2 separate regions of the Mus musculus genome follow, and region 1 is linked to region 2. A link is a loop called in an ENCODE intact Hi-C map of the cell type or tissue named here. Cell type or tissue: left cerebral cortex. All regions are shown on one strand. Links, peaks and the distances in the headings refer to the core of each region. The heading gives the core; the rest is flanking DNA.

Region 1 (16,199 bases), core at 3,349-11,348, 300 kb before region 2:
GAAGTAAACAGTACTGCACTAAGAATGCCTCTGCTGGTGGCTGAGGTCACACACTCCGTTCTCACAATAAAGCACATCACAGCTCCTGCCCCTCAGGTACTAAGTCCTCACTTACCAGATTGTGTTCCAAGTTGCTGAGTTTTTGTCACACTGTCTCCTGAGAGCTGAGGAGAGGTCTGTTCACAAGGCTGCCAGGAAATAGGGTCAGAATCCATGATGGGTGCCCGGAAGCATGCAGCCCTGATGAAGGTGGCAGCAGGACCTTGGGGAAACTGCAGGCATTGCCTTCCACACCGCAGAGCTGCTTCTGGCTTTGCCCTAAGTGTGTTCTCCCCAGGACAAGGCACGAGGTGCTCCTCCTTGTTACTTGGAATAGCAAACATGGATGCCCACAGGGGTTTGTGTAGGTTAAACTCATAGCTCTATTTAAACAAACAAACAACATTTTCTTAGAAGAGAAATGGGTGAGACCTTTAGGAAACAGTGGTGACTTGCAGCAGACTCAGGGTGTGTGTATTTCGTTCGTCCTTGCTAGTAGAAGGGCCGGGAAGATGCAGTGAGACTGCCTGCCTCCAGGTGATGGTGGGCAGGCTCAGTGGAAGATGCTCTTTGTATGCTGAAGTGTTTACCCCTGGAGCCTTGCTAATGGTTTACAATTTCAAAATAAAAACCTTTTGTTCATGTTTGAGGGGAGTAAATGCAACATGAAATATAATTAGGAAATGAGCTTGAGTGTTTCAGCTGACTGGCAGCCACACTGAAGAGGAGGGGAAGAGTAACTAAGTCAGGTATTTTAACATAGCTGCCTGGTTATCTACCGTGAGTGTAAGTGTAAACATGTACTCTTTGGGCTGGAGCAGTTGAGGGATTGCTGAGCAGCAGTGAGAATTCAGCACCTGAGTAACAATTCGGATGTCCAGCAAGTGCCCATGGCTCCAGCCCCAAGGGATGTTACACCACAAGTGTAGAGGCACGACACAGTACACACATGCACAGATACACAAGTAAGGAAAATCATACACAGCAAACACATACAAGTGTTACATTTAGATTTGCTTTTTGCACTGATGGCAGCAATTCATAAATAATTTTCTGTGAATTGTAGGATTGAGCAAAAAAAAATACATATATTGGTGATGGAAGCCTAGAATCTTGTTCCTCCGTTAGAGAATCCTGTGTCATCAGTCTGCTCCAGCCTTGTGTGTGTTTTCATGAGTGTGTCTGTCTGTCTGTCCGTCTGTTTCTTCACTTTGCCTGCTGCAGTGACCTACAGAAGTGCTCCAGTGCAGTGGGTATGCCTAGAGTGCAGGGTGTGGTCTAAGCATCCTGCCCCACAGACAGGAAGCCCTTCAGTGGTTAGCTTATTTAAAACTCCAGCACTGGAAGGACACAGTGAACCCAAGATGCCCTAGACAGGAAAACCAGGAAGTGCTTAGACATGGGAAGGAGACACAGACGCCTGCTTAAGGAGCTTCCCATTTAGCAGAGCTGAGACAATTGTGGCTTAGAGCTGAAAATTCATGGAGTACAGAAGCTGAGGCAAGAGAATCAAGAATTCAAGGCCAGCCTGAGCTATATATATAGCCTTCTCTCAGGAACAAGCAGTAACCCCTTACCCCCCAAAGAGAAAGGGGTTCCTGCTGATATAAGTGAATTGCATCCATGAGTATATAAGAAAGAGAACAAAATGGTTCCTGCCAGCTGGCTAATCCCTGTAGACAGAACAATGGCATCCTGCTGCCTGGTGACTGTCACAGATGATGAGTTCCGCCAGCATTGTCAGTGGATACAGATCAAATGGTGGAAGCTTGAGAGAAGCTGGACTTACATCCGCTTTCAAGTCAGATTGCAGATTAACCATCAAGAGAGAGTGCTAGCAGTAGAGGGGACCAGTATGCTTTATACATCCTTGGAATCAAAGTTACTGTAAATGTGAACTTTGTCTTTTGTTATTCAGGATATTGCCAGAGTCTGGCCTGGAACTAAAATGCCCGGGCGAATGGGAAACCAAAACAGGACAGTGTATGGACTGAAAGTAAGTCTGTAAAGTGCTAATGTAAGTTTACATGCAAAGGCCAGAGTGTGCACTGTGTGGTGTGTGTGTGTGTGTGTGTGTGTGTGTGTGTGTGTCCTGAACAAGGGTGCTTTTTAACTGTTAAAGGTGTAGGGCGTGGGGTTAAGTTGTAGATGTGGAATTAGAGTCATTCAAAAGAATGAAATGAGTTGTACTGTACTGGGCTTCTATATGCTTATACTTTCATTAAAACAACAAACATGCATGTATTTATATGTATATAGCTCAAAGCATAGAAAGAACAAAATAAGCTACCATAGCAACAACACCCGGAAATGGTCACTGATATTGTGTGTGATTTTTCCATTTTTATTCACACATAAAATGTATAGATTCTGTATATATGTTTTTTATAATTATATCAGGGTTCTGGCGGGGGGACACTATTTGGCTGAGTGGGTGGATGTGTGACTGAGTGGACAGTCTGATGGATCCATGAAAGGATGGTTCTAGGGTTCCCTTCTGGTTGTTATATGGATGCTGAGAAACCCACTGTGGGCTGCCTCCAGGCTGAGGCCCTGACTCACTCCAAAGCTCAGCCAGGAAGCCCAGTGATGGGAGTTCTCAGGCTGGAGCAGAAGTCCGGAGAAGACTAAAGCCCAAGCACGGGTGGACCCTGGGTCCTTGGTGCAGGGGGACTGGAGTTGAGGTGGCTGGGACAGACTTCCAGGACAGAGGGGACATACTTCTCTCAGCCGCTTTCGTTTACTCTGGGCCCCTGATGGGATGCGAGTCATCGACTGAGTAAAAGTCTACGCTGAGACTCCCTCACAGGCATACCAGCTCAGTCTCCTCAGCCCAGTCAGTCAACCCTGAAGTCAGTTACCAGATAAGTCGACGTCTCTTTCCCACCATTTCTATTTTACCTCTGTCACGGTGTTCTGGGTGGCATTTATTTTCTTACTGCCTTTATTTTATTTCATTTTTGACTATTACTTTGCAGTTGTGTGTTTGTTTTGCTGAGATGTTTTTAAAGGCAGTCTGCTTAGCCTGCTTACTTTAGAGATTAGATTCAGGCAGTTAGGAATTCCCAGTGGCTAGTGTAGAACAGTAATGGTAGCCACACTAGAGCTGACCGCACCTCCTTCTCAGTCAGCAGACTCCATGGAGCTGAGGGAGTCGCCAGCTGCCACACTCAGGAAGTGAGGTGCAGGTCCTCGCAAGTCACTAACACAGGGCCGAAAGCTTTCAGCCTCTGCTTGGCCTTCCATGCTGGTGTGGTCGACTGGAGAGCGCTTCCATCTCACTGTCTCCTCGTTCCTTGTTGCAGGTGTGGAGAGTGAACACCAAGCACAACATAATCTATGTCAATGGCTCTGTGCCTGGACATAAAAATTGCTTAGTAAAGGTATGTACGGCTGTCTGCTAAAGGTGCGTACAATTCTCCTCCTCGTTGCCCGGTCCTTTCCATGAATTCTCTCCGCTCGCTCGCTCGCTCGCTCGCTCTGTTCTGCAGCTTCTAAAGAAGCGCCTCTGCTGCCGCGTGCCCTGCCCCGGCTCTCTTTGTAGGAGCGTCTCAGAAACAACAAAAGCCGCGCTGGAAATAATACGCTGCACACTGGAGCCAGGAGTCCAGCAGTCTGTGGCAAAGAAGGCTTCAGGGAGGGGAGCCATTGCCCAGTGTCCCTCATCTGTCTTTCCAGAAATTTGGGGAAAGAATAAGAAGTGCTGAAGTGGAGGCCAGGGTCTTACTGACATGCCACTCAGTCACACCTGCCTCCCCAAACACCTGCTGTCCTTGTCAGAACTAAAGAGAAAGGGAAAAGGGAAATAAGACTAACGTGTAGACCAGATAGACTGAGGTAAAGCCTGGGCGCTTCCGAGGATCTGCCGTGTGAGTGGGCTCATAGCTGAGGTGAGCCCGTCGCTGATGCCCCAGCAGAAACAAATAGAGACCACAGTGTGAGCTGTATACTTACTACATTAGATGTGTTCATTTATACTGGGAACAGCATCAGAGCTTTGAGACGGGAAACCCTCAGGTATGGTGGATACATAAAAGTGATGAGAAGTCACTACTTGCATCCTATGTGACAATGTTTATCAGATTAGCACACAGTTTTCTTATAGGGTGTTTTCCTAGTTAAAGCTGAGCCTAAGGTTGGGCATTGGAGAAAACGGAATGTGATGGTTCCCTGGGCAGCGTCTTGGCCACTTCCCGATCAATTGTAATGAGGGGCATTAAAATAGAACTCTTTTTATATACTTAGTTGTTCCTAACAGCTGCTGACTAATTTTGACTAAATTATTTATTTCTCATTGTTAAAATGAACCAGCCCTATTTTATTGTTTATGTAAGTGTATTTTTTTTTCTCTGAATTGAGTCTACAGAAGCTTTGAGGATCCCAATATTATCCAAAACTAAAGTTCAGCATCTTGGATCTTATCAGCACCTCTGCTAAGGGACATCTGCTGTGAATCCAGACATAATCTGAAAGTTTTCAGGCCATAAAATGTTCTCAGAGCTTCTGTAAACACTTGTGGGTTTCTTTCTCTTGTTTTTGCTGAATGTCGTCATTCTGTCTTTAACTTCTCAGTTAGAATGCTCCTTGCCAAATATAAGCTACTTTCTTTAATAAAATTGTTATGTCCTTTTTTGTGTTGATAGACTTAAAACTAACAGAAATAGAGTAAATTCCATGTTTTTAAGCCTCAACCTCCAAAATTGTATTAGAGTGTAGAAAACAAAGTAACAAATCAGGCAAACAGAGCGCACAGCAGACTGGACGTTGCTAAGTGTTAACTGTATTTAGTGTCAGACCTTTATGTTTGAAAGATAAATATGCATACAAAAGATACTTGACATGTACTTCTAAACTATCCATCCTATTGGACAGTTAAATACATACTTACAGGTCACAGTAAAGTACACAGTGGTCAGCAGTGGCTTTATTCTCAGGGGCTAGCTGATTCAGTTGAGGAAAAACAATTAACCAAAATTCCTAGAATACAAAGAAATACAGCAGAAGAGCTGTTCGCCTCTGTGTGGAGTGGCTGCATTCATGCTCAGACGTGTAGAGCGGAGACTCTTTGTCGGAGGTCCCTTTACAGGCCAGCATTGGTAGCACATATGAATGAGAGGTTTTTCCTTATTCTCTCAGATCAAAGACTCTACACTGCCTGCATACAAGGATTCCTGCAAGAACCTGCCTTTCCCCACCTACTTTCCTGATGGAGATGAAGAAGAACTTCCAGAAGATTTGTTTGACGAGAGCGTGTGGCAGCCCAGTGAACCTTCCATCACCTTTGCCTGATGCCCGGGTGTGGCAGGACTCTGTGCTTCGTGCACTTTGATGAACCAGATCAGGAATGGGAATCGCATTCCCGCGGCTTAGTCATGAGAGCATGCTCTTGTTTTTATCAAAGGACACAAATGAGTCACTGAGCCCTCCCTTCAGCCTGGTTAGCAAGGTTACTGCATTAAACAAACAGTCGCATAGACTGAGTTTGTTAAAATTAACAATTTGTGAAGATCAAGACGCCTGTCATTTATAGGTGTCATTCTTTAGACATATTTCCCAGTCTAGGTTTGCGTTTGTTTTTATAAACTTTTATTAAAGATTTATCTCTCAATGTCTGGTTGTGAAACAGAACCTGGAGGAACTACATTGCTGCCTGTTGGATAAAAGAAACCATTTCTTAAAAATATAACATTCTTTTAGAGTTTAGAAACTTAATGGGAGGAGGACTTTTTTAAATCTAAATTATAGAAACCTACGTGTTAAAATGAGGACTTAGTGGATACAGAGCCCAGCATAGCCTGCTGTCTGTGGAGCAGCCACTGCTGGGCTCTGCTGCTGAGCATGGGGGGACATATGGGCAATTCACTTCTCAGAACTTGGCTCCTGACTTGAGCGTGAGCCTGACATGCCACTTCTGTTTTCTCTTGAAATCAGGGATCATATTGTAACCAAACTGCATTCCAATTAGCCATTTGTACCAACACTGGTGCAGGTTATTAACTGTAAAATGGGGCTAGTACTGAGCCTTGAGTAATTGTGTAAGCCTCGGAAAGGCCAGCTATTAGCCAGCATGGTACACACCTTATCCCAGCCCTAGAGAAGCTGAGGAAGGTAGTGGATTTGAATTCAAGGCCAGCTGGAGCTATACAACCAGACTGTCTAATAATAAAACATAAGGGGAACCAACCGGTCAAGGGTACTAGCTTAGTTAGACTAACTATGAGCCGTCACCTTTTAGATCGATAGAACCTCTATCCTCCCTGTTAGAGCAGCCAAAGCTGGAATCTAAGGTGGATCAGCCTGTCTCCATGATAGCTCTGGCTTTACTGGATAATACCAGTTGTCATGGCCTGAACTCTGAGAACATTTCTCCCTGGACAGGGAAGGGAACTTAGATGTCAGTAGTAGTTGGCTTTAATTTATTTAATTTGTTTGTTTATAGTTTATTATATTTATTTTATTTATTTAAGGCCTTTAAGTACTGAGGTGTAGATGAAGGGTAGCCTATGGGAATGGCATTTACAACTGTCACAGGTTAGGTTGAATGGCATCGGACAATGTCTCAGTATGTGGTGGGGATGCAGATGCAGCTATGGCCAAATGTTTTCTTTGGTGTTAGGAGTGTTAGAATTTACAGTCACACAGGAGCCAAGTCAGCACAGAGGGTCTCATCCACAAACTCTACCAGTCTGGGTGGTCAAAAGAGCTCCTCTTTGAAAAAGAATATCAGTCACAGTGAGAGCATCTCTTGGTCGCACGAATGCTATACCTTCCTGATTGCAATGGGAGGCACTGCCAGCCGTGTCAGCAGAAGCCAGTGTGGGAGGAAAAGCTGGGCAGAGGCTACTGACTGCATCATTGTCTGAGCCTCTGAAATAATGCTATGGAAGCAATCCTAACACATGGCTCGTCACTGTCACAGTAGAAATGTAGCATCAGCCCAGTGACATTGTCTCCTAGTCTAAAGCACACTGGGTGTGGTGCCACCTAATCAGATTTTCCTTGGGAGGAGGATGTTAAAAATGTGTTTTGTCACCTGCTTTGCTGAAGTGTCACTACTTTTGAAGACTGCTAGGACAGGAAATGCATCAGGAGGGGTGGACTTACATTGCCTATCCTGTTTTGATAATAGATCAGTGGGAAAAAACTCTGTGAAGAGGTGGCATGTGTTGCTGCTACCTACTGAGCTAAACTTCTGAACTAAGAAAGGATTTGGAGACACAAAAGTAGGTCACCATACTATAAGGCTGAAGTAAGCAGGCACCTTCAGTGGCTCCATACTCATTTGTCATCATGGCTACCTGTTCTCTATAGATGAAATCTCCCTCATGAGAGACTACCTGACTAGCCACAGATTAGTTGCTTCTGCTTTGGGGAATTTCCATTAATTTTCCATCTGCTGTAAGGCCTCTTCCATGACCAATAGATGACAGTGGTCACTCAGTGTGGGCTGCCCCAGACAGCTGGCATGTGCCATTCACGTTCTATCTCCACAGCTGCCTAGGATTCCCTGAAGGGAGAAGACTTGTCCTTGCTGTCTTAGCTGAGTCCTAGCCTTCGCCTTCCACTTTTCTGCTTCTAAATATGGTTAAAAGTCCATGCCACATATTTCTCGTTCTTTGTAGATTAATGAGGTGGTCAGTTCAAGTTAGATGGCCAGTTTAATCATAATGAGTCCATACCACCATAAAAGGTAAGAAATGAACTCACCTGGCCACAGTGCCCTGGTGTGGGACGGCCGCGATTGCTCATCTTGGCATCTGAAGAAGAGAATGAAATTGACAGTTGTGGTCTTGATTTCTCTAGCTAAAACAGACTTCATGTGGTCCTGAGGTATGTTTCAGCATTTAGACGGTTTGTTGTTTTAAGGAGAAAGAGGATCCATCAGTTCTGTTCTGACTATAACACATCCATCAGTTCTGCTTTGTCTGCAAAAGAGTTAACTAAATACTGCGTCATAATCCTGGTAGAAATGTGTAGTGGCTGTGTCAGAGATGAATAGTAATAAATGGCTTTTGCAAGTGCCCAACATAAATTGCCTCATCAAAGATGGTGTCCTGTTTACATGATGAAGCTAAGATGACATCAGGCATTCTAGTTGACTATTCATCTCTTCTGCCAGCTGCAGGAGCATTGAATCTGATGTGTTCCCAGACTGGCATGCTCACCCCTCAGGAAGTGTCACAAAGTAGTAACAGCAGCCAGCCTGCTGCTAAAATACCTCCACCTCCACCATCAGGTTTAGGACAAAGGTGAGGATACCAACAGAAAAAATGGATGTTTAGAAAATCAAACCAAGGCTAAAGAAGTGGTCAAAGAAAAGATTCTATTCCAGAAAAGGAAAAGAGGTGTTCTATAAAAACTTAAAACTTGCCACATGTTAGGGGAGTAGGGGGGCAGCACCTCCTTGCTTGTGTGGTTCATTTCACTAACCAGCTAACTATGGAGTGAGGGTACCTCAGATGCTTGGCCATCGCACAGTTGACTTAATGGCCCCAAACCCCCTTTAGATACCTTTGTCCCCGAGAGGGAAGGTCCAGGTTCTGTGGTTCACAATGAAAACCAGAATGCTCAGGAAGGGACACTGGGCATTGCTTACGGAGGCAAGCAAGCCTCATGTCACCTAGCTTGTCAGTTCTCTATTCTGGTCCCAAGTTAAAACTTACAGAGCTTTGAAAAACTCAGTTCCATGTTTTCAGATTCTTAGTGAGAGGGGAGGGCCTAAAACTGCCTTTTAGAAGCTCTCCCAGATGACACCAGTTTATAGCCAAAGGCACTGGCCCAAATCAACATGCTCTATTTTATAGATAGTCATAGTATTTATAAAACACAGGGCAGTTAACTGGGAGAGTCCACTTAAGTAAATTTACCTAGAGAAACCATTGTAAAAATGTAACAATAACTGTCCTATGTGTACATGCTATTGCATACATTGAAAATTTCTTCTAGGAGGAACTGTGATCATATCTCACAAAAAAAAGAGAGGGTTTTGTTTTATTGTTTTAGAAATATATTGTCCATTTCGATTGCTCAGAGTTCCAAAGTGGTGTTATCTGTGTTTGCTGTTTTACTGATTCTTGTAGCATGCTTGCACCGAGTATAACAAGCTTAGAAAAACACTTAGGAAAAACAGAATATAGATTTGTTTTTTTCCTGTTATAATTCTGCTTCTCTTTCTGCAAACTGGAACAGAGCATGGCTGCTGTCTTCTTTCTGTGGCCCAATACCTTAGTACAGTTTTAGAAGAGCTGTACAGAGAAGGAGAATCGCAGTGTGGACTGAAGATAGACAGTCAATGGGCTGTCCCACCCAGGCTACCTCACCCACTCCCAGCCCCAAAGAAACAAAGAGCTTGGCTTTCTCTTGAGCAGCCACATCGTCAGATGCTTTACGGTCTCATGCAGTCTTCTCCAACACTGGCAAGCAGGTTTTTGCTTTGAGGTAGAGTCTGGCTATACATGGATCCCAGGTTCACCTCAAACTCCTGGCAGTCCTACCTCCCACCCCCGGCATCCACAGTGCAGGGGTCACAGCCACGCATGTGCAGTCATCTCAGCTTCACAGGTAAGCACGCTGAGACGTAGAGGCTATGTAGTGAGTGGCTACTCCGTGAACTGCCTTGGAAACCTACTCTACTCCAACTCATTCACCCTGGGCAGACTCTGGCTTGTAGTCCCCGAATCCGGTGACCAGACACTGAAGGAGGCCTTCCTCTGGAGGAGATAGACATTCTCTCCCCGTTGCTGTGCCTGTAAACATGGCTAAGCAACATTATCCGGGAGGCAGCCTTTCCCAGAAGGAAGAAGCAACCCCAGGCAATAAAACACTGTGCAACTTTCTTTAAGAAAACACATCCTGAGGTCCAAGAATATCAAAGCAGTCCTAACAGCTAAAATTGCTAAGCCTTCTTTCCTAAAGGCAAAGGCTGAGTCATGACCACTTCAGCAAAGAACTCATGAAGCTTCATAGAAACAATGTCCCAGTTTTATGTCTACCTGGTGAGGAACACTGGACAGGCAGACCCAGGAAGAATGAAGAGTTGGTTTCTCCCATTTAGTTGGTGGACTGAGTGGGTTTATGTGCAGCATCAAATTCAAGTCTTCCACATCTCTCACCACCGGGCAACAACGTGTCTTGACTTTTCAGGCACTCTGTGGTGAGGATAACTCCATTTCTTCACCGCTGCTCTCTGCGGAGCTATTGCCAGGTCAAAGCATGTGCCATCTCTGTTATACCCTGAGCTTTTGAGTTGCTTAGTCTATGTTGAGGCGAGGATGTGTTGTCTCAGGGAACCCACTGAAGGAGTAAATAAAGAATCTTGAAAAGAGCTAGGTGTGGTGACACACGCCTTTAATCCAAGCAATTGGGAGGCAGAGGCAGGTGGATCTCTGAATTTGAGATCAGCCTGGTCTACATAGTGAGTTCTATAACAGGACAGCCTATGGAGATATTCTGTCTAAAATAAAACTAAGAATTTTTTTAAATGTTTTAAAAATCCTTGAAAAAGTTATTATGAAGCAAGTATTCATTTTGATTTTTAAACTTTTTTTTATTTTTAAAATTGATCAAAAAACCCAGGATGGTGAAAACAATTCTCAACAATAAAAGAACTTCTGGGGGAATCAGCATTCCTGATCTCAAGCTGTACTACAGAACAATAGATTTAAAAACCACACGGTATTGGTACAGAGACAGACAAGTCAATCAATGGAGTAGAATTGAAGACCCAGAAATAAACCCACACACCTATGGACACTTGATCCTTGACAAAGAAGCCAAAACCATACAGTGGGAAAAAAGAGAGCATTCTCAACAAATGGTGCTGGTTCAACTGGCAGTCTGCATGTAGAAGAATGCAAATTGGTCCATTTTTGTTTCCTTGTACAAAGATCAAGTCTAAGTGGATCAAGGACCTCAACATAAAACAAAATACACTGAATCGAATAAAAGAGAAAGTGGGGAATAGCCTTAAACACATTGGCATAAGGGAAATTGTCCTGAACAGAGCAGGCTATAAGATCAACAATTGACAAATGGGACTTCATGAAACTGAAAAGCTTCCGTAAGGCAAAGGACACTGGCAATAGGACAAAATGGCAGCCTATAGGTTGGGAAAAGATCTTCACTAACCCTACATTCTATAAAATACGTGAAGAACTCAAGAAGTTAGACTCCAAAAAACCAAATAACCCAATTAAAAATTAGGTACAGAGTGAAACAAAGAATTCTCAACTGAGGAATACCGAATGGCTGAGAAGCACCTAAAAAAAATGTTCAGCATCCTTAGTCATCAGGCAAATGCAAATCAAAACAACCTTGAGATTCCACCTCTCACCAGTCAGAATGGCTAAGATCATACTGACAGAAGCCTGTTATAGCTGTCTCTGGAGAGGCTCCATCAGTTCCTGACAAATACAGAAGTTGATCCTCGCAGCGTAACATTGGACTGAGCACAGGATCCCCAATGGAGGAACTGGGGGAAGGACCCAAGGAGTTGAAAGGGTTAGCAGCCCCATAGAAGGGACAACAATATGAACTAACCAGTATCCCCAGAGCTCCCAGGGACTAAATCACCAACCAAAGAGTATACATGGTGGGACTCATGGCTCCAGCTGCATGTGTAGCAGAGGATGCCCTAGTCGGACATCAACGGGAGGAGAGGCCCTTGGTCCTGTGAAGGCGCTATGCCCCAGTGTAGGGGAATGCCAGAGCCAGAAAGTGGGTGGGTTGGGGAGCAGGGGAAGGGGTAGGGGATAGGAGATTTTTGGAGGGGAAACCAGGAAAGGGGATAACATTTGAAATGTAAATAAAGTAAATATCTAATTGGAAAAAAAAGAAATGTTCAACATCCTTAGTCATCAGGGAGGTGCAAATCAAAATGTCCCTGAGATTGTACCTTATACCAGTCAGAGTAGCTAAGATCAAAAATTCAGGTGACAGCAGATGCTGGTGAGGATGTGGTGAAAGAGGAACATTCCTCCATTACTGATGGGATTGCAAATTGGCACAACCACTCTGGAAATCAATCTGGTGGCTTCCTCAGAAAATTGGAAATAGTTCTACCTGAAGACCCAGCTATACCACTCTTGAGCATATACTCAAAATATATTCTACCATATCACAGGGACACATGCTCTAATATGTTTTAGCAGCTGTATTCTTAATAGCCAGAAACTAGAAGCAAATCAGATGTCTCTCAACTGAAAATGTGGCACATTTACACAATGGAATATTATTCATCTATTAAAAATGAGGACATCATGAATTTTGCAGGTAAATAGATGTAACTAGAAAATATCCTGAGTGAAGTAACCGAGACCCAAAAAGACATGCTTGGTATGTACTCACTGATAAGAGGGTATTAGCCAAAAAGTACAGAATACTTAGAATACAGCCCACAGACCATAAGGAGTTTATAAAGAAGGAAGGCCCAGGTGAGGATGCTTCAATCCCACTTAGAAGGGGGAACAAAATAGTCACAGGGGGCAGAGAGAGGAAGGCACCTTGGTAGAAGAGGGGTGGGGGAGAGTAAAAGAGGGAGTAAGATCAGGTGTGGAGGGAAACAAGAAAGCAGCTCAGAGGGCCAGGAGAATAAATGGAAATATGCAGCTGCCGGGATGGGGGACAGAGGAAACCTCTAGAAAATTCCAGAGTCCTGGGATGTGGAGGCTCCCAGGACTCAATGGGGATGACCTTAGCCAAAATGTCCAATAGTGGAGAGATAGAACCTGAAGAGGCCACCTCCAGTAGATAGATAGGGCTCCCAGTGGGATGGGGTCACCAACCCAGCTTTAGAATTTTTGACAAAGAATTGTTCCTATCTAAAATAAATACAGGGACAAAAATGGATCAGAGATTGAAGGAAAGGCCATACAGTCACCAGCCTAACTTGGGATCCATCCCATGGGTGGGTGCCAAACCCTGACACTATTACTGATGCTATGTTGTGCTTGCAGACAGGGGCCTAGCATGGCTGTCCTCTAAGAGGCTCTACCAGTAGCTAATTGACACAGATGCAGATACTTATAGCCAGCCACTGGACTGAGGTCAGGGACCCCTATGGAAGAGTTAGGGGAAGGATTGAAGGAGCTGAAGGGGATGGCAACCTCATAGAAAGACCAACAGTGTCAACTAACCTGGACTCATGGGAGCTCCCAGAGACTAAGCCACTAACCAAAGAGCATATGTGGGCTGGTCTGTGGCCCCTGGTACATTTGTAGTAGAGGACTTGTCTGGTGTCAGAGGGAGAGGATGTGCCTAATTCTGTAGAGACTTGATGCCCCAGGGAAGAGGGATGGCAGGGGGTGAGGTGAGGTGCGGGTGTGTGGGTGGGGGAGCAGCCCTCAGAAGCAAAGGGGAGGAGAAAGGGGATGAAAAACTCTGGGAGAGGTAGCTTTGAGGGGGACAACATTTGGAATGTAAATTTTAAAAAGTTATCAAGCAAAGGATACAAATTAAATTTGTGCCATGGGAAAATTAAACTCATGTTTTTACCTTGACACAAAGAAATATGATTGTTTTAGATTGAAAACCTTTCTCTTGCCTTCCGCTCGACTCGAGACTCGAGTCCCGGGCTACCTTGCCAGCAGAGTCTTGCCCAACACCCGCAAGGGCCCACACGGGACTCCCCACGGGATCCTAAGACCTCTGGTGAGTGAAACACAGCGCCTGCCCCAATCCAATCGCGCGGAACCTGAGACTGCGGTACATAGGGAAGCAGGCTACCAGGGCCTGATCTGGGGCACAAGTCCCTTCTGCTCGAATCGAGCCCCGGGCTACCTTGCCAGCTGAGTCACCTGACACCCGCAAGGGCCCACACAGGATTCCACACGAGATCCTAAGACCTCTAGTGAGTGGAACACAACTTCTGCCAGGAGTCTGGTTCGAACACCAGATATCTGGGTACCTGCCTTGCAAGAAGAGAGCTTGCCTGCAGAGAATACTCTGCCCACTGAAACTAAGGAGAGTGCTACCCTCCAGGTCTGCTTATAGAGGCTAACAGAGTCACCTGAAGAACAAGCTCTTAACAGTGACAACTAAAACAGCTAGCTTCAGAGATTACCAGATGGCGAAAGGCAAACGTAAGAATCCTACTAACAGAAATCAAGACCACTCACCATCATCAGAACGCAGCACTCCCACCCCACCTAGTCCCGGGCACCCCAACACAACCGAAAATCTAGACCCAGATTTAAAAACATTTCTCATGATGATGATAGAGGACATCAAGAAGGACTTTCATAAGTCACTTAAAGAATTACAGGAGAGCACTGCTAAAGAGTTACAGGCCCTTAACGAAAAGCAGGAAAACACAGCCAAACAGGTAGAAATCATTAAAGAAAAACAGGAAAACACATCCAAACAGGTGATGGAAATGAACAAAACCATACTAGAACTAAAAGGGGAAGTAGACACAATAAAGAAAACCCAAAGCGAGGCAACGCTGGAGATAGAAACCCTAGGAAAGAGATCTGGAACCATAGATGCGAGCATCAGCAACAGAATACAAGAAATGGAAGAGAGAATTTCAGGTGCAGAAGATTCCATAGAGAACATCGACACAACAGTCAAAGAAAATACAAAATGCAAAAGGATCCTAACTCAAAACATCCAGGTAATCCAGGACACAATGAGAAGACCAAACCTACGGATAATAGGAATTGATGAGAATGAAGATTTTCAACTTAAAGGGCCAGCTAATATCTTCAACAAAATAATAGAAGAAAACTTCCCAAACATAAAAAAAGAGATGCCCATGATCATACAAGAAGCCTACAGAACTCCAAATAGACTGGACCAGAAAAGAAATTCCTCCCGACACATAATAATCAGAACAACAAATGCACTAAATAAAGATAGAATATTAAAAGCAGTAAGGGAGAAAGGTCAAGTAACATATAAAGGAAGGCCTATCAGAATTACACCAGACTTTTCACCAGAGACTATGAAAGCCAGAAGCGCCTGGACAGATGTTATACAGACACTAAGAGAACACAAATGCCAGCCCAGGCTACTATACCCGGCCAAACTCTCAATTACCATAGATGGAGAAACCAAAGTATTCCACGACAAAACCAAATTCACACAATATCTTTCCACGAATCCAGCCCTTCAAAGGATAATAACAGAAAAGAAGCAATACAAGGACGGAAATCACGCCCTAGAACAAGCAAGAAAGTAATCCTTCAACAAACCAAAAAGAAGACAGCCACAAGAACAGAATGCCAACTCTAACAACAAAAATAAAAGGGAGCAACAATTACTTTTCCTTAATATCTCTTAATATCAATGGACTCAATTCCCCAATAAAAAGACATAGACTAACAGACTGGCTACACAAACAGGACCCAACATTCTGCTGCTTACAGGAAACCCATCTCAGGGAAAAAGACAGACACTACCTCAGAGTGAAAGGCTGGAAAACAATTTTCCAAGCAAATGGACTGAAGAAACAAGCTGGAGTAGCCATTTTAAAATCGGATAAAATCGACTTCCAACCCAAAGTTATCAAAAAAGACAAGGAGGGACACTTCATACTCATCAAAGGTAAAATCCTCCAAGAGGAACTCTCAATTCTGAATATCTACGCACCAAATGCAAGGGCAGCCACATTCATTAGAGACACTTTAGTAAAGCTCAAAGCATACATTGCACCTCACACAATAATAGTGGGAGACTTCAACACACCACTTTCTTCAAAGGACAGATCGTGGAAACAGAAACTAAACAGGGACACAGTGAAACTCACAGAAGTTATGAAACAAATGGACCTGACAGATATCTACAGAACATTTTATCCTAAAACAAAAGGATATACCTTCTTCTCAGCACCTCACGAGACCTTCTCCAAAATTGACCATATAATTGGTCACAAAACAGGCCTCAATAGATACAAAAATATTGAAATTGTCCCATGTATCCTATCAGACCACCATGGCCTAAGACTGATCTTCAATAACAACATAAATAATGGAAAGCCAACATTCACGTGGAAACTGAATAACACTCTTCTCAATGATACCTTGGTCAAGGAAGGAATAAAGAAAGAAATTAAAGACTTTTTAGAGTTTAATGAAAATGAAGCCACAACGTACCCAAACCTATGGGACACAATGAAAGCATTTCTAAGAGGGAAACTCATAGCTCTGAGTGCCTCCAAGAAG
Region 2 (16,199 bases), core at 3,468-11,467:
GGTGAGGAGATACTCTTCAGGCAAGCCCCCCCCCCGCCCCCCACGAGGAACAGCTAGCTACTAGATGAGGGAGCGTGTTTTCTTTTGAGGGCGCTCTCACTGGTAGGTTTCCAGTGCTCCAGCAGAGGCCCCAAGGTCATGCACACATGGGCCTGAACTACTGAGACTTAGTAAGCCATCAGAGAGAGGGTCAGGGGTAGGGAGAGGGAAGACAGACACAGACACAGACAGAGGGAGGAAGTTGGGAGGAGACAATTGGGGGACACAGAAAGATTAGAGGAAGAAAATAGGGATGGATATATATTTCACTGTATTCATGCATGAAATTCTCAAAAAGAAAAAAATTATAAATAAAAACAGTAACAGTGGTGATATTTTATACGGTGAGTTTTCACAAAAACCACATTTCATTTTCTAATACTAAAACCTGAGCTGTTTAATCGTGCTTTACATCCTACACTCAACACACCAGGCACTTTTCATCATCTCCTTTGGTGGTGGCTTCATGTAACCATGTTGCCTTGAGCGATATATATTGATGTGTGTGTGTGTGTGTGTGTGTGTGTGTGTGTGTGTGTGTGTGTGTGTGTGTTTAAACAGGCAGTAGAGTTTCCACTTATTCTATTAACATTTCCAAGGTCTTTGATTCCCTGTACGGATCTGACCATGAATCTTGGCTGTGGTCAGGTGCTCTGAGGTCAGTGTGCTACAGTTTGTCTGGTGTGCTCTGCCTGGGGCTTACTACTGTTATTTCATGATGCTGGTCCAGGGACTTGTACATGCTAACAACCACTGAGCAGCATCCCCACACCTGGATACTAAAAAAAAAAAAAAAATGAACTTAGCACTTCTATTAAAACAAAATGTTGCCATTAACGTTGTTTTGGTTTGGGGGTTTTGTTTTGTTTTGTTTTCACCTTTGATCAAAAGAAAAAGTTATACTATTACTAATACAGAATGTAAAAAAAGACATTCCTGGGATTAAAAGTGTAAGCTTTGTGAAATGTTACTTTATCTTTATGCATCCCACATTGTAAGAGATAAAATTCAGCCATAAAAAAAAATGAGAAAAGGAACAGAAATTAAATCTCCCTCCTTGGATGCAGGTTTTACTTTTGACATTTAGTGGGCAAGCCCACAATTAAGATGCAGGAAAAGTCAGTTTCGGAATGAACCTCAGGATGTGTTTGCCGATATGCCCTGGGGCCTGGGACCATCCAAGCATTGGGGGGGGGGGTGCAGGAGGGAAGGAGGAGGGAGAGGGCCCCTCCATCGGGCCCACAGCTCTGTGGCACCCCTGCACCTCTCAGGTGATCTCTCTTGAAGACAGATGAATAAACAAGTTTCATCTTAGAGCTGACTTCCCTCTCTGTGTAAACTTAAGGGGGTGTGGTGGAAGCTCTGCGACCTCATACAGGGAGAGGGGTCAATGGGACTCACTTAAGTAAAAACAAACAAACAAGCCAAAGGTAAGTGGTGCCAGAGAGAGCTAAAGACCCTTCTATCCTCGACCTGACAGGTGCGGGGGAGAGCTGTGGGGGGAAGGGAGTTCTTCACTGTCCGAACAGGCTGGAGCTGGGTTTGCTATGCCTCCGATAACATGACCTTCTGTATGTTTGGCTAGCATGGTCTTTGTTCCAGTGTCTTCCAGAAAAAAAAAAAAAAAGATATAAGCTGACATGAGTTCTCACCAAGAGGACTCGGCTCCCAGAGCATTGCCAACACTTTCCCTCACTGTCTCACACAGACTTTCCTCTGAGAGGAGGCACAAGGATTTGGGGTAACACAGTGACACACAAGAGTCACTAGGGCTGCTGTTACTTGGTGATCTATTCTCTGGCACTACTGAAGCACCAACTCATCCAAATGAATTTCCTAGGTCTCCACCTGTCTGGAGACAGTGAAATAACCTAACACGCTCTAAGGAAAGCCCAAGGGCCATTACCACTCCGATTCTTACCTTATTCCCCTTTAAAAACGGCTCCAGGAAGAAAAAGTGAGTAACACGTCGAACACTTGGGCTCTGCTCTAGCGTGCATGCGCAGAAATGTAACCATACGGAACTATGTCTCCTTCTGCTACTGGAAAACGAGAGTCACAGCAACAGAGTTTGCTTCGAAAATCCTTCAGTAAGCTTTCATTTGGGGTATTCAGAGTTAATAGTTACTGCTTACATGATCTGCTAAGACTCACACCAAGTATATAAGACTATCCCCACCTCTATTTTTATCTATAGCATTAAATAACATTTTAGTATTACATAATCCTGTTTACTGCCCTTCTTCTACTATCCCACCAGAACGTCCTCTCCCTCAAAATCGACTGTAGAGTACCCTGCCCAGAGCAGTGGCTGCCGCTGCCATCAGTCCGTTCACTAATCAGGACTGAATGACGATACTCACTCTAACCACTTCTTGCAGTTAGTGCTGTCTCCTCACAGTGTACTAACTGTCTCCACTGCATTAAGCAGTTAGCGGATATAAATTCTTTGTACCTCTTTGTTTTTCTTAATGGGCAACCTGGAGTGATTCCCTTTCACAGAGGAATAGCAAGACATCAGGAGTCTCCTTTCCAAAGACATGAGGTGGTGTGGCCAGTTTTATGAAGACATCAGATATCAGTGAGATGGCACAGTGGGCAGAGGTGCTGCCACCAAGCCCAGCCACCTGATTTCACCACCCACATGGTGGGAAAATGGAATTCTTCCTGTCTTTTGGCCTTCATACACACACCATGGCACAGGGGGTGAGGGGGTGAGGGTTTTTCACTGTCTGAACAGGCTGGAGCTGGGTTTGCTATCCCTTCAATAACATTTCTCATGCACACACACACACACACACACACACACACAGTCATGTGTGCAGGCACATATATGTGCAGCCAATCAATCAATCCATAGACAGACGATGCACCCATGAGGAGACATTATCCAAGCCTGAAGCTATCCTGCTACTTCTAGAAGGTAGGGTTAAACGAGATTCCTCATGGATGAAGGAGCAGGGGACTGGCTGAAAAACATGTACTTTCAAAGGGTGGTGGGTTTGTATATTAAAGGACATCCATTTATGTAAGTCATAATACTCCCAGGCCATTCTAGCAATTTCATGTCTATGGGTGGCTCCAGAAAACCTTTACTGGGGGAACCTTCACCCTGCAGCTCTCTGGGCTCATCAGTCTACATCACGATTCCAAGATTCACCTCGGAGGTAGCCAAGAGTCTTTCATTCAGGGATACAGACTTATGATTTCAACCACTCATCTGTGTGTGTGTGTGTGTGTGTGTGTGTGTGTGTGTGTGTGTGTGTGTGTGTGTGTGTGTGTGTGTGTGCATGTGCGTGTGTGTATTGTGTGGAAGGACAAAGGTCAACACCAGGAGTCTTCCTGAATGGCTCTTCATGTATTTTCTGAGACAGGATCCCTTACTGAAATTGGAAATCCCTCCCTGAATTTGGCTAAACTGGCTGGCCCATGAGCCCTAAGGATCCCCAGTGCTGGGATCAAAAGTGTACATCATCACCCCAGGCTTCTCAGTGCATGGTTTCTAGGGACTGACTGGTACTTGCACTGCAGGCATTTTATCCACTAAGTCATATATATTCTAGCCCCAGTGCTACTCCTCTGTTATTGCTACGCTTACTGATCCACAGTGTAATTGTCAGGGTAGACAGGGGATGGCGAGGTGCTCATGTGGAGGTCAGAGAACAACTTGCGGGAGTTGGTTCTCTCCTTCCACCTGTAGGTTCTGGAGGTTGAATAGATAGGCTTGTAGAAAGTGCCTTTCCCTTCTGTGTCATCTCACTATGCCCCCAGTGCTCATTCCTAACAAGACCTGTAACCCAGGATATACCCTCTGTCATAGACACACACTGACAATCTGAAAGCCGTTCACTGCACACATTCAAGTGGGTGCCCCATTTCTAGACTACTCACAATGTAACAACGCTGTGAATTAAAATTTATAGTAATCTTACAATTCTCTCATTAATAGTATATTTAAAACATTATATTCTGTCTTGTTAAATGTGACTATTTAAAGTATTTCACACTTTTCATTGCCCTGTGCTACACTTTCTTGACAGAGACCGGCTTTGGCTCCAGAGGGTACACTGAAGCAGGCAGCTGTTGGGGCTCAGTGCTTAGAGCTGCCGATGAGGGTGAATTCAGATACCTACAGGGGCTGCTGCCAAAGGCAGCTGGCGATTAGAGACGTTACCCAGCCGGGTTTCTCTGAGGGAACAGAGATTAATTTACTGGGGCTGGCACTCCTGTGGCCAGCATAAAAATTATGAACTCTTTTAACCCCTTGGGGCCAGAGAGAAAGAGAAGGAAAGAGAAAATTCACACCTGCACACACACATAAACACACACACACCTGCTGAGTGGATGAAACAAAAGCAGAGTTCAATAACTTCATACACACAAATATACATGCATGTCACACACACACACACACACACACACACACACACACGTATACAGACCTACAGATGGACATGTACACATTTTCACATAGAATGGTTAGAGCAATCAGGTTCCAAGCATTTTACACATGCATACATAAATACATACATACACACATACATACATACACATACACCATTGGTGTGTGGAGCAAGCTCCAATACACACTCAGACAAGCTTTACATGTATACATACGTACACACACCTGATGGATGGAAGGAACAGTGTTCCAACCCAGAAGACACACAAGCCTTATACATACACATAGTCAATGTATGCCCCACCCCTCATTCACACAAACCTTACACATGTACATACACACACACACACACACACACACACACACACACAGAGTTGATAGGTGGAAGGAACAGACACACAAACCTTACACATGTACATACATACATATACACACACACACACAGAGTTGATAGGTGGAAGGAACAGACACACAAACCTTACACATGTACATACACACACACACACACACACACACACACAGAGTTGATAGGTGGAAGGAACAGACACACAAGACACACAAACCTTACACATGTACTTACATACACACACACACACACACACACACACAGAGTTGATAGGTGGAAGGAACAGACACACAAACCTTACACATACACACATAGTTGGTGGATGGGTGAAACGGCTACACTATCCATTATTCTTTCTTATATATCCCAGCAAACTCTTTTAAGCAATATACAATTACAATGTGATTATGTTTTAGTTTTCTTCTAGTGAATGATTATGAAAAACCAGTGTGTTCCCCAATACCTTTACAGGAAATAACATTACATTGTACATGTAAAGAAAACAAATTATTTTCCAAACCCACAAACATTCCTAACCAAGTAACTTGTTTTAGATTAACAACATGTAAGCAAGCAAGGCAGTTTTCTCTGCCAGTTTCTCTTACTGGCAGGCAGCAATTTGCAGTTAAAAAGAAAAGAGTAATTATCATATTTATCTTTAAAAGTAATCTTGTAAGAATCATAAAAGAGCCAGAAATCTATGTTTTTATATAAAAATCAGTCATATCTACCTTAAATCTTCAGAATGCATATCTACTCATCAGCAACTCTTAATAAATCCTATCAGGAAGCTTGGGGCAAAAAAACTGGGTTTAAGAAATCCATCATCACCAGTCCAGCCTCAGTGCAAGTCATGTCGGCCAGCACTGCCATTGTTTTTGTTCCTGACCATAAAGGGTCCCTAGCTTAACTTAATGAGCATGTGCCTTTCTGAACTTCATATTGTTCCCTAAGAGTTGAGCCAGTAGTAAAAACATCTCAACCTAGCTTCACTAACAACTTTATCTTTCCAAATGTTTTCTAAGGGTGGTGGTGGTCACTGCTGACAATCTACATGTCAAAGTTCTTCTCCAGGCCGTGATAGAACCATAACCTGCTCCAGCAGCAATGCCAGAGAGAGATCAGGCATTAGCACTGTGAGTGCCAGAGGTACTGCCCAGCGAGGGACTGGAAGCCCCTTTGAATTTTCATATAATTCTTAGATTAAGAGGGATGTGAGGGCAGCAAACAGCAGAACTCCACAACAGCATGGCGTCCTCAAGGTACATGGTATTTGGGCTTTACCACACTGAGACCCACCCGTGAGGCTGTGGTAGCCTGTGGTTTGCATTCCCTGAGTTCTAAAGCCATCTGTCGTTCCTCCTGCATGGCTCTCGGTATTTTCTTCCATAAAAGGAATGGAAGTGAGACATATCGCTCCCAGCCTTTATGAGATCTTGGTGTGTCACCCCAGTGGCCACTGCATTCTCAGGCTATGTGTCTGTTTAACTGACATGATTGCTTCATCACTAGGATCTCAGAGTATCCTTAGCAGCATCAGTTAGGCGCTTGCTATAGGACTGTCGCTGCTCTCTGCCCTTCCTGTGGACAGTGGAGGCTTCTGCTTTTCTTTCAAGGATGAGAGCACACATATATCAGTGCATACACATAAAATAGGAGCCTCCATCTAATACCCTCAGGGCATGACCACACAAATCTATCCCACCCCATAGAAAATGGTCCATGAAGTTAAAAAGATTTCGCCAAGCTCATTTCTCAGCTGATCTCTGCTTTTCCTAGAAAGAAATTAAGAGTATGTTAATGACCCACGTTTAGCCTTTCATTCATTTAGTCAGTAAAACTAAATAAAGTATTGGTAAATCTTAATTAAATAAAGACATTTTGGACCTTGAATTAATGTGTTGCCATTAGAAATCCTGCCAGGTGATGATAGCTGATCTGCATGTCGCTTTACCACCATCTGCTGTTCACCATGACTACCTTTAAAACAGGACTTGCATTCTTATTTCTCTGACTCCATCTTCAGCAACACTGTGTGTGTCTGGGGTCTGATCTCACCACGATGTCCAGCACTGTCAGGAACCCGCGGCAAAGCTCCTCAGTTTACCAGTGTTCACAGGCCTGGGTTGGAGGGCCAGCTATCAGGTCAAATGCGTCTGGGAATTGCTGTGGGTTCCATGGAGGTCTTTGAGCCACGCCTTGCCTCAGTAGATCTAAGTTTCTGAGGAGCCCCTCAGAGAGGGGTCTGCTTTACCTTTATAGAACCCAGGGTCTTACAGCTGTGTTTCCCTGTGGAACTGTTTTTAAAATAGGAAATCTACCAGTGTTTCCCAAACAACAGTGTTTGGCGCTCTGGAGACGAAGGTCACAAGACAGACACCGAGATGGTTCTGAAAACTTACTGCTCTAAACGTCACAGTGGAACAAATGTCTGCAAGTTTTATGTGGTCTCTGCTTATACATAATGTGCCACCAGATTTGTGCCTTTTCTTATATAACCAGACAAGCAGAGGACAGCAAAACAGCTGTTGTCACCCTCACTTCAAAGAGGAGTCATTTCAGAGACTAAAAATTGATCCTGTCACCAGGCCCAGTAGCAGTCCCTAGCAGGGCTCTTCAGCTAGCACCCCTAACAGCTGAGGATTAGCTCATCCCCCCGGAATAGCACTGACAGGGCACGTCCCCAAAATCTCATATTTTACCTTAAAATCTCATGCAAGAAACTGACATATTTATGAAATGACAGATGTTCAGGCTTACTCATTGTGGCAGTATTTGCAATAACCAAAGATTTAAAACAGTCCAAAACGAACAGCAATAGGAATCTTCAATCTTCAATCTTACCATGGAACATACTACTTAACATATCTACTTTAAAAAGAAGAATGGGAGAATGGGGTGTTCCCCATGTACAACATGGACAGACGTCCTAGATGTTTTGACATATGAAAAGAACCAAATACAAATATGCAATATGCTAGAAATTATCATAAGGGAGAAATGGAAAATAAGACCCCGTATTCTGAAGCTGTTCATGCATATATGAATCAGTTCTGGGAGCATCCATATTCATAAATTCCTTTTTTCTTTTTAGATTTGGTTTGAGTCTTGTTTTGTTTTGAGACAGGCCAATCAGGCTGACCTGCAATCTACCTGCTCCAACCTCCAAAACACTACAGTTAGAAGTGTGCACTGTGTGTGTGTTTGTGTGTGTGTGTGAATTGTGTATTGTGTGTGTTTGCATGTGGAATAGACAGACAGACACACAGAGACACTGAAAGAGACAGAGACAGATGGATAAGCAGAGACAGAAAGATAGACAGACAGAGACAGAAACGGAGAAGGGGGAGGACCGACCTAGGGCGTCAGCATGAGATCTGGTCTAGCCCCAGCCCTATGAGCCAGGCTTGCTGAGATGCTTCCAGTGGAGTTACAGACTCTCCTGAATCTGGGCCTCCAAACTCTGGCCCTCTTACTTACTTGCTTCAAGCACGTATCCACTGAGCCATCTCTCCATTCTCTCGCTCAGGAAACTCCCAATAGCAGCTCTGTGGTGGCGGGAATGTGTGCAAATTTGAGAAATGGAGGATGGGAATGAGGTGAGGGGTTTTGTTTTGTTTTGTTTTGTTTTGTTTTGTTGTTGTTGTTGTTTTTACAATCTACTTTTTATATGAACCATGAAGCTGTATAACCTATTAAAAATTAAATTTAAAAAACACACAAACTTTTACTCTGCTTCATGGCATATTCACATTTGCCTTAAAATAAACCTATGCTCTTTTAAATAGTATATCATTAACCTCATAAGGCCTGCATTCTGGAACACTGTATATGGTCTGGTGTGGAAGATACGCACTCAGAGCACTTTAAAGTAGGCCAGCACTCTCTAACACACTAGCTGTGAATACCTGCTTAAGGACTGCACAAGACTGGCTTAGGAAACATACTGTCACAGAGTATGGACGGGCTCACTAGGTACCCCCAGATCTATATACAGTTATCAGTCACTATAGGACAGAGAAGCACTTTCTTCAGTGGGGTGGTCACTGCTGAGCTAGTCACTGTGCTCTTAAAATAATCTCTTAGAAAGATGCTTATAAGAACTCTAATCAAATTGATTGGGTCATTAAAAAGAACAAAAGATATGAACACAGAAGGGGGATTGGAAAAGGTGGAAGACAGCGGGACTAAGAGGAGGGCAAGAGAGAGTAAAGAGGGCTCAATGTGATCAAAATACATTGTATGCATGAATGAAGTGTTATAATGAAACCCATTATTATTTTGCCTCAGAAATGACAGTTTATAGGCAACTTTAATATCTCTATGGAGTTCCTCAAAATGATTTCATAAACCAAAAGAGCTATAAATGTCTTCTATATTTCCTCAGACTAAGACTTTATTTGTAGGTGTAATGAGGCCAGAATTCAAAAGACAGACAGCGTGAGGACCAGAGGGGGGGGGGTTGGTGACTGTCACTTTAATGAATCCTGATTCCATCTCACAGGCTGTTCTCTTTGGAATCCCTTCAGAGAAATGAGCAGGCAGAGGGGCTGGCGAGGACATCAACTCGACCGCGGTATCTTGATTATTATCTCTTGGATATTCATAAGTGGCAGACAGATTCCACCTTTAGGTTTTAGTTCAGTTGTAATAATGAGTTATGAATAATTGATTGTCGTGTGATAAATTATTCAGGCAGGCACACAGTTTCTAAGGAATCCTGGAGGGAGTCTGCTTAATGGCTTAAGAGGAGCCAGAGGCAGCTGCTGAGGGGACACCCCTGCATCAGCCCTGGCTGCTGAGGTGGGGGTAGTTACAGTTAATGCCTCTCTCTGTGTGAGCCTCTCAAGGAGGAGCCATAGAAACACTTTCCGCATTTTCATGAAGTACAAATTCCCTCCGGGCACTTCTAGTGTAAGGAAGTATTAGCCCCAACCCCTTCCTCCATCAGAACCCTGGGCTTGGTATGAGCTCAGCACAGCTTTGCCAATGGAACTAGTAGCAAACTGAAAAACTACAGATTCAAGAAGGCAAGCACAGGCTCACATAGGTACATACACACAAACTCACATGCACACGTGTGTGCTTGCATAGACAGACACACAGACACATGCACACTGGTGCAGAACAATGCCAAAGTAAGCTTTACTGGAGGAAATTATCTATTGCTCTCGGTTTTCAGAACTCTTTCAGTATTTATTTATCCTTTCAATAAACTCAGCATTCAACTATTTTAAAGAAAGACCCTACTTAAAATTCAATAGGTTAAATTCAATCCATATTGAAGGACCAAATCCTTCATTCCATAAGTAATGCTGAATGTCTGTCACTAACCCATCTTCTAGTCTCTGTCTGTCTGTCTCTCCCCACCCCATGTGTGTGTGTGTGTGTGTGTGTGTGCGCGCGCGCGTGCAGGCACACTAGCCTGTGTCTGCACATGTAGAGCCCAGTGGTCAGCATTGGTGTCTTCCCTCATTGTCCTCCATCTTAATTTTGAGACAGGGTCTCTCACTGAACCTGGAACTGAGCACTTGGTCAGTGACACCCCTCCCCAATCCTTTGGCCTCTGCCTACAGATTACAGGCACATGCTGCAATGCCCTGCTTTGACCTGGGTGTTGGGGACCCACACTCAGATCCTTATATCTGCATAGCAAGCACTCCATCCACTGAGCCATCTCCCCGGCAGCGTTCATCATTCTCTTTTCTAAAACAACTCGGAAAATGCTACTGCTCACCAAAGCTCAACAACTGTGGCACTTACACCTCTAAGCAGCAATACAAAGAAAAAGCAGTTGATCACTGAATAGCAAATCAAATATAAGAGATAGGACTAGCTTTGTTTTGATATTCACAGCATACGCATTTGTAGTAGACCCAGGAGGTGGAACCCAGTGAAGGGAGAGAGTGGAGGACAGCTGGGCCACACATCTACAGGGGCAGGGATAACTAAGGGATCAGGTTTGAAAAGATTTCTACAAATAAAACTAATGAGAAAGGAGAAACATGGGCCAAAGTTTAATTAAAATGCTAAGTGACTAGCTCATGTGGGCAAAGCTAAGAAAACCTACTTCCAAAGACATTCTGATAAGAGACTCAAGATTCCGAAGCTCCCACTCTTCAAGACTCAGAAAAGTAGTGTGTTCATATGATAACAGTAACTACATCTCAGCCTTCCCTTCCCATGTGCTCAATAAAGGTCGTACTGAAGAAATTCTATCATTTCTCACTAAACTAAAAGCAGTAAGGTTAATTAGAATGACCTTAAGGCTAAAATAAAAAAATCATTTTAATTTACTAAATTTCATGATGATCCCCATTAGCGAATTGGACCAGCTGAACATTCTTGGGTGTTCAGAGTTTGGATTCTCAAATGGTAATTATTAAGGTAGTGCTGGTACACTCCATACCTGTGTTAAGTGTGTATGATTTCCCTACTCAAAACTTCACAAAACAAATTATATATATATAATTTCTTTGATTTTTAAAAAAAAGGTCTTTTGGTGAGAAAAATAAAAAACAACTTGAGCCAGCTAGACTCATAAGATTTTATTCTTGAATATTTTGCTTTCATCTTAAAATGTTCATTAACTGAGTGAAAAAACAACAAGAAAAAAATTTAATAGGCTTTACATACAAACCTCTCCTTTTTTTTTTTTTTTTTTAAATTTGGCTAGTCAAAAAGGACCAGCTACATCCTAAAGCTCTGCCTATCTCTGCCTTCCCCATGCTGCGGTGACAGGGACAAGCCATCGTGCTCACCGTACTTAGAGGGTTTGGGGGAATCATCCGAGTTTGTTTTTCTTTTTTAAAGATTTATTTATTATTATATGTAAGTACACTGTAGCTGTCTTCAGACAACACCAGAAGAGGGTGTCAGATCTCATTACTGACAGTTGTGAGCCACCATGTGGTTGCTGGGTTTTGAACTCGGGACCTTTGCAAGAACAGTCAGTGCTCTTAACCACTGAGCCATCTCTCCAGCCCCAAACAGAGTTTCTCATGCTTGCAAGACTGGTATTTTATCGACTGAGCATCCGCCCATCCCCTCCCCCATTTCATATATTTCAGTGAATGTTGGCAGAACCATTAAGTTCCCTACTCAAAACTTCACAAAACAAGCACACCGGGAGGCCAGATGGCATACAGAATTTAAACAGTCTGAAACTCTAAATAAATAGGAGGGGAGCTGAGAGGGTAGTGGAGAAAGGCAGAGAGCAGAGGAGTAGAGGAGTAGAGGCCAGCCATGAGCAGGTGGAGAGAGGGGGGAGGGGAATGGGGAGAGAAGACTTGGAGAGAGAGCAAGAAGGCAAGAGAGAGTGGAGGGGGCAAGCAGCCCCCTTTATAGTGAGTCAGGCACTCCTGGCTGTTGTCAGGTAACTGTGGAGCGGAGCCTAGACAAAATGCTAACATTAGTCTTCTGAATGTACTCTTTCACCATCAACAATGGTAAGAGTGTAATGCTGAAAGCAATCACTTGTTTTCCTTTCATAATAGTAACATCATTTTTAAGAAAGGGGTACTTGAGTGTTGTCTCTAAAACAAGCGTCTCCAGCCTCCTGCCACAGGCAAAAGAAACTCAGGACTCCCCTGGGTCCTACTCACCCTAAACCATTTTCTTGACTAGCTATCTCTGGTCTATAAACGCAGAAGGAAAGCAGGAGGTTTCTTCTATCTAAGATCTACACTAGAGTGGCTGAGGAAAGTCCTCTACCTTGCAAGACTGGCTTCCTTATCACCCTTGAAATAAAGGAAAATAATGGTCTGACTTTGTACTTTCGTCTCTTGTTCACTCCTTCCCAAACCCCGCGTACTGGAAGATGGCCACAGCTTAGCTTTGAGTCTTCTACAGTCCAAGTCTTCTACAGTCAAGGAACTGGCAAAGGCCACAGTTGAAGCCAAGTTCAAGTCTATCCTTACTAGATTTACCAAGGATGGAATTGCCCAGGACTTCATTCAGCATTTTAAAAATAATTTTAGCACATTTTCATAGTATAATTTATATAGGAGATTGGCATATTTGAAAAATGATCATTGCAAAATAAAATGGAAGAAAACTGTTTTGATAGCAGCAAGGCAATACGTAAAGAAACCCTGGATTCCTTCTAACTTGATTTCATGATTCTCCACTCCATAAACCACTATTAAATTAGCTCATCATCCCTAGTCTCCCTTCGCAGATCCCAGCTGCAGAGGACTGGCCATAACATTAAAATGATAGGTTTAATATGGCATATGGAATGAGCTCAAAGGTGAGCCATTAACCCCACTGATGAGCTCTTAGGATGACTCAAAAAAACAGTGAGCACATGTTAAAATGACTAATCTAACAGAAAAATCCACTAAGTTGTATTAGTAGGCACAATATATAAATGCTGGCTTTGCTGATGGCTGCTGGCCTGACTTGTTTTTTTTTCCATTGTTTATTAGGTATTTAGCTCATTTACATTTCCAATGCTATACCAAAAGTCCCCCATACCCACCCACCCCCACTCCCCTACCCACCCACTCCCCCTTTTCGGCCCTGGCGTTCCCCTGTACTGGGGCATATAAAGTTTGCATGTCCAATGGGCCTCTCTTTCCAGTGATGGCTGACTAGGCCATCTTTTGAGACATATGCAGCTAGAGTCAAGAGCTCCGGGGTACTGGTTAGTTCATAATGTTGTTCCACCTATAGGGTTGCACATCCGGCCTGACTTGTTATTCCCTCTTTCTCTCAGCCGCTCCTGTGCCCCACCCTCCCATCCCTTTCCCCACTTAAACCTCCTTTCCACTGGTCCGCCTTTCCCCTTCATATCACATGTTCTATTCCCGCCTCATGTTTTACCCTCTCCTTAGCAATGGTCTCTGTCTAGTTTCCTGGATGTTAAGTTAAACATACAAATCTAAAGAGTCATGCTAAGTTATGAGTGAGAACGTGATGTTTCTCTTTCTGGATCTGGGTTATGTCACAATAGTGTTTTCCAGCTGTGTCCAGTTACTCAAAATTTTCATAAATTCATTTTTCTTCACAGTTGAATAAAATTCCACTGTATATAGACACTATATTTTCCAACAGTTGATGGGCACCTAGGCTGTTTCTATATCCTAGTAAAGAAAATGGAGCAAGAATGAAAGTGGATAACATGCACACTAGGAAACAGACTCTGCCGGCTACATACCCAGGAGCAATATAGCTGGGTCATCTGGTAGCTGGTTTTCTAGGGTTGTTTGTTTGTTTGAGGAAAAAAACAATGATTTGCATAGTGGCATTGTATAAGCTTCATATATACTATGTGTATGTGAGTGTGAGTGAGAGAGAAAGAGACAGAGCCAGAGAGACAGAGTTTAATTGGAGTTACCATAACAGGGGATTATGTCCCTCCTAAAAACCAAAGGTTGCCAAATAAAAAGCCCAGTGACAGGAATGGGACACCGTCCCTGAAGTTGCTGGTCAGGAGTGTTGAGGAGACACCAGAACAATGAAGTCTATTGCCATTGTTCTTGGCTATCCAACAAAACTTAGTGTTCAGACCATATTGCAGACGACACAACACACATTGGTCACAGGCCATGGAGAAACCAAGCTGGTACTGAGCAGGAAGCTTCCCCCCTTGGAAGTCCCCTTGAGTCATGCAGGCTACTGGTGGGAAATGTCATTCACAGTCTTACAAGCTGTGAACATTAGGAGGTACAATAAAGACCTAGCAAAACACGTCCATGAATGCAACTGTGGTACAAAGTTTTAAAAGATAGCACTGCTTTCTGACTGGATGGAAGACCTGCCTTGCAGTAAGTCTGACCAAGAATCCATGGTTGGAACTACCCTCTAGATTTTTATCTCAGTTCCTATAGCAGAGTACTGCACTCAGAGTCCATGAGAGAGTCACTGTGCAAGGGACAGTGCTTTAACACAGAGACTCACACGTGGCCGAAGTACAGAGGATAACTGTCAGTGCAGTGTTGGGACATGTGTATCGTACCCTGACAAAGGTTCAAGAACCATCATGGAGGGGGCTTGGGAAGAATTTAAGAGCCATAGGCTGAGGAGGACCAGGGTGAAGACCAGGGTGAAGCAGTGTCTTATGGACATAACAGGAAAGCTGTACTCACTTGCAAAGCCACAGCAGCTGTGGGTGTCTGCAGAAGACTGTTCAAGATCAATTTAGTCAAGTGCAGTCATGAAGTTCTAGCCCTGCCTCCACTCCTAACTGACGAACTACTGACAGAGGCTTCTAGAGTAGGAAGAGCCAGTTTTGTTTTGTTTTTGTTTTTTTTTAAAGTGTGTTGAGCCCTGGTAGGCTGGCCACATTCCAGTGGACTGACTCCATATCCATGACTATCTGAGGAGCACAAACTGGACTCTCCGTGGGTCATGTTTAAAATAAGAGGGAATAAGAAGGGGAAGGTGGGCCTGGGACAGAGTCAGGAAGAGGAATGTGGGTGAGTATGATCAAAATACATTGTGTGGAATTCTTAAATAATTAATAAAATATAGTTCAAAAGAAAATTGACTTATATTGTAAAATTATGCCTTCTGGAAAGAATATCCACTTAAAATTGGATTTGTTAATATTGAACTACTAATATCAATGTACTAATCCTTTGAGAAGAAATAATGTCCTTTTTATGCACAGTGAAACATTATACAGAGAAGGGAGTAAGTTTTAGTTCACGCCTTACAAAATAAACATGTTTTCCTCCATCTCTTAATGTGTCATAAGTAAATTCAAAAACATTAAGTCCTTTCTAATTATAGCTGAGCCTCTTGGCAAATATAATCATAATTTATGTCTGAGTCTCAAATATCCACTGAGTGATGCAGAGTGCTTGCAACTTAGAGTGACTGCAGCAGAGGTCTTCATCAGCTTACACAGTTATGTCCCTGCAGAGAGGGTACACTAGCAGAGACAAGATAACCCCTCGCTAAGGAGCCTAACAGATACAACTAACAATCTTATATAAGAATAGAGCCTCCATAGCCAGCCAGAGGGGCTCATGTGATAGTAACTCAGCCCAGTGAGTTACTATGCAGTAATTTAAAACAGGGTGCTTTGCCTGCATGTAGATGTGTGATGTGTGTGCCCTGGTGCCCTCAGATGCCAGGAGAGGGCATCAGATACCCTGGAACTGGGGTTATAGACATCTATGAGCCATCATGTGGGTGCTAGGAATCAAGCCCAGGTCCTCTGCAAGAGCAGCTAGTACTCCTAACTGCTGCGCCAACTTTCTATCCGCTTAAAATAATACTTTTATACAGTATTTAGTATCTGGGAAAATACTTAAATCTTAGTGCTTTAAAAATTGATGTGGAATTCTTATACACACACTGAAGTCCTACGTTACTTTAGGGTCTTGCAGGTGGAACAGAATTGTTGCTACTCAGTGGTAGGCTGCAGTACACCTTGAAGTGTTCTCTTCTCCAAACCAGGAA

The links. Peaks named below come from ENCODE experiments on the same cell type or tissue, not always from the same donor. Only the 100,000 strongest peaks of a DNase experiment are listed, where the experiment ranks them.
Region 1: a loop joins it to region 2, with 2.9 times the contacts of the local background. A loop is called at or near these places in 13 of 42 quality-filtered maps.

The regions. Positions count from the first base shown.
Region 1 is chr9:105,071,818-105,088,016 of GRCm38, forward strand. It overlaps Mrpl3 (mitochondrial ribosomal protein L3), which reads left to right. Exons shown (of 10, transcript NM_053159.4): 8 at 1,958-2,035; 9 at 3,345-3,422; 10 at 5,176-5,649. The coding sequence ends at 5,328. Among named protein-coding and RNA genes, the nearest start is that of Mrpl3, 27 kb to the left of the region's middle. In left cerebral cortex, for the core only: no CTCF peak of the experiment used is centred there; DNase peaks (open chromatin) are centred at 6,871 and 8,127.
Region 2 is chr9:105,370,415-105,386,613 of GRCm38, forward strand. All of the region lies in intron 2 of Nek11 (NIMA (never in mitosis gene a)-related expressed kinase 11), which reads right to left. Among named protein-coding and RNA genes, the nearest start is that of Nek11, 17 kb to the right of the region's middle. In left cerebral cortex, for the core only: a CTCF peak has its summit at 6,743 (motif pointing left); DNase peaks (open chromatin) are centred at 6,154, 6,755 and 7,361.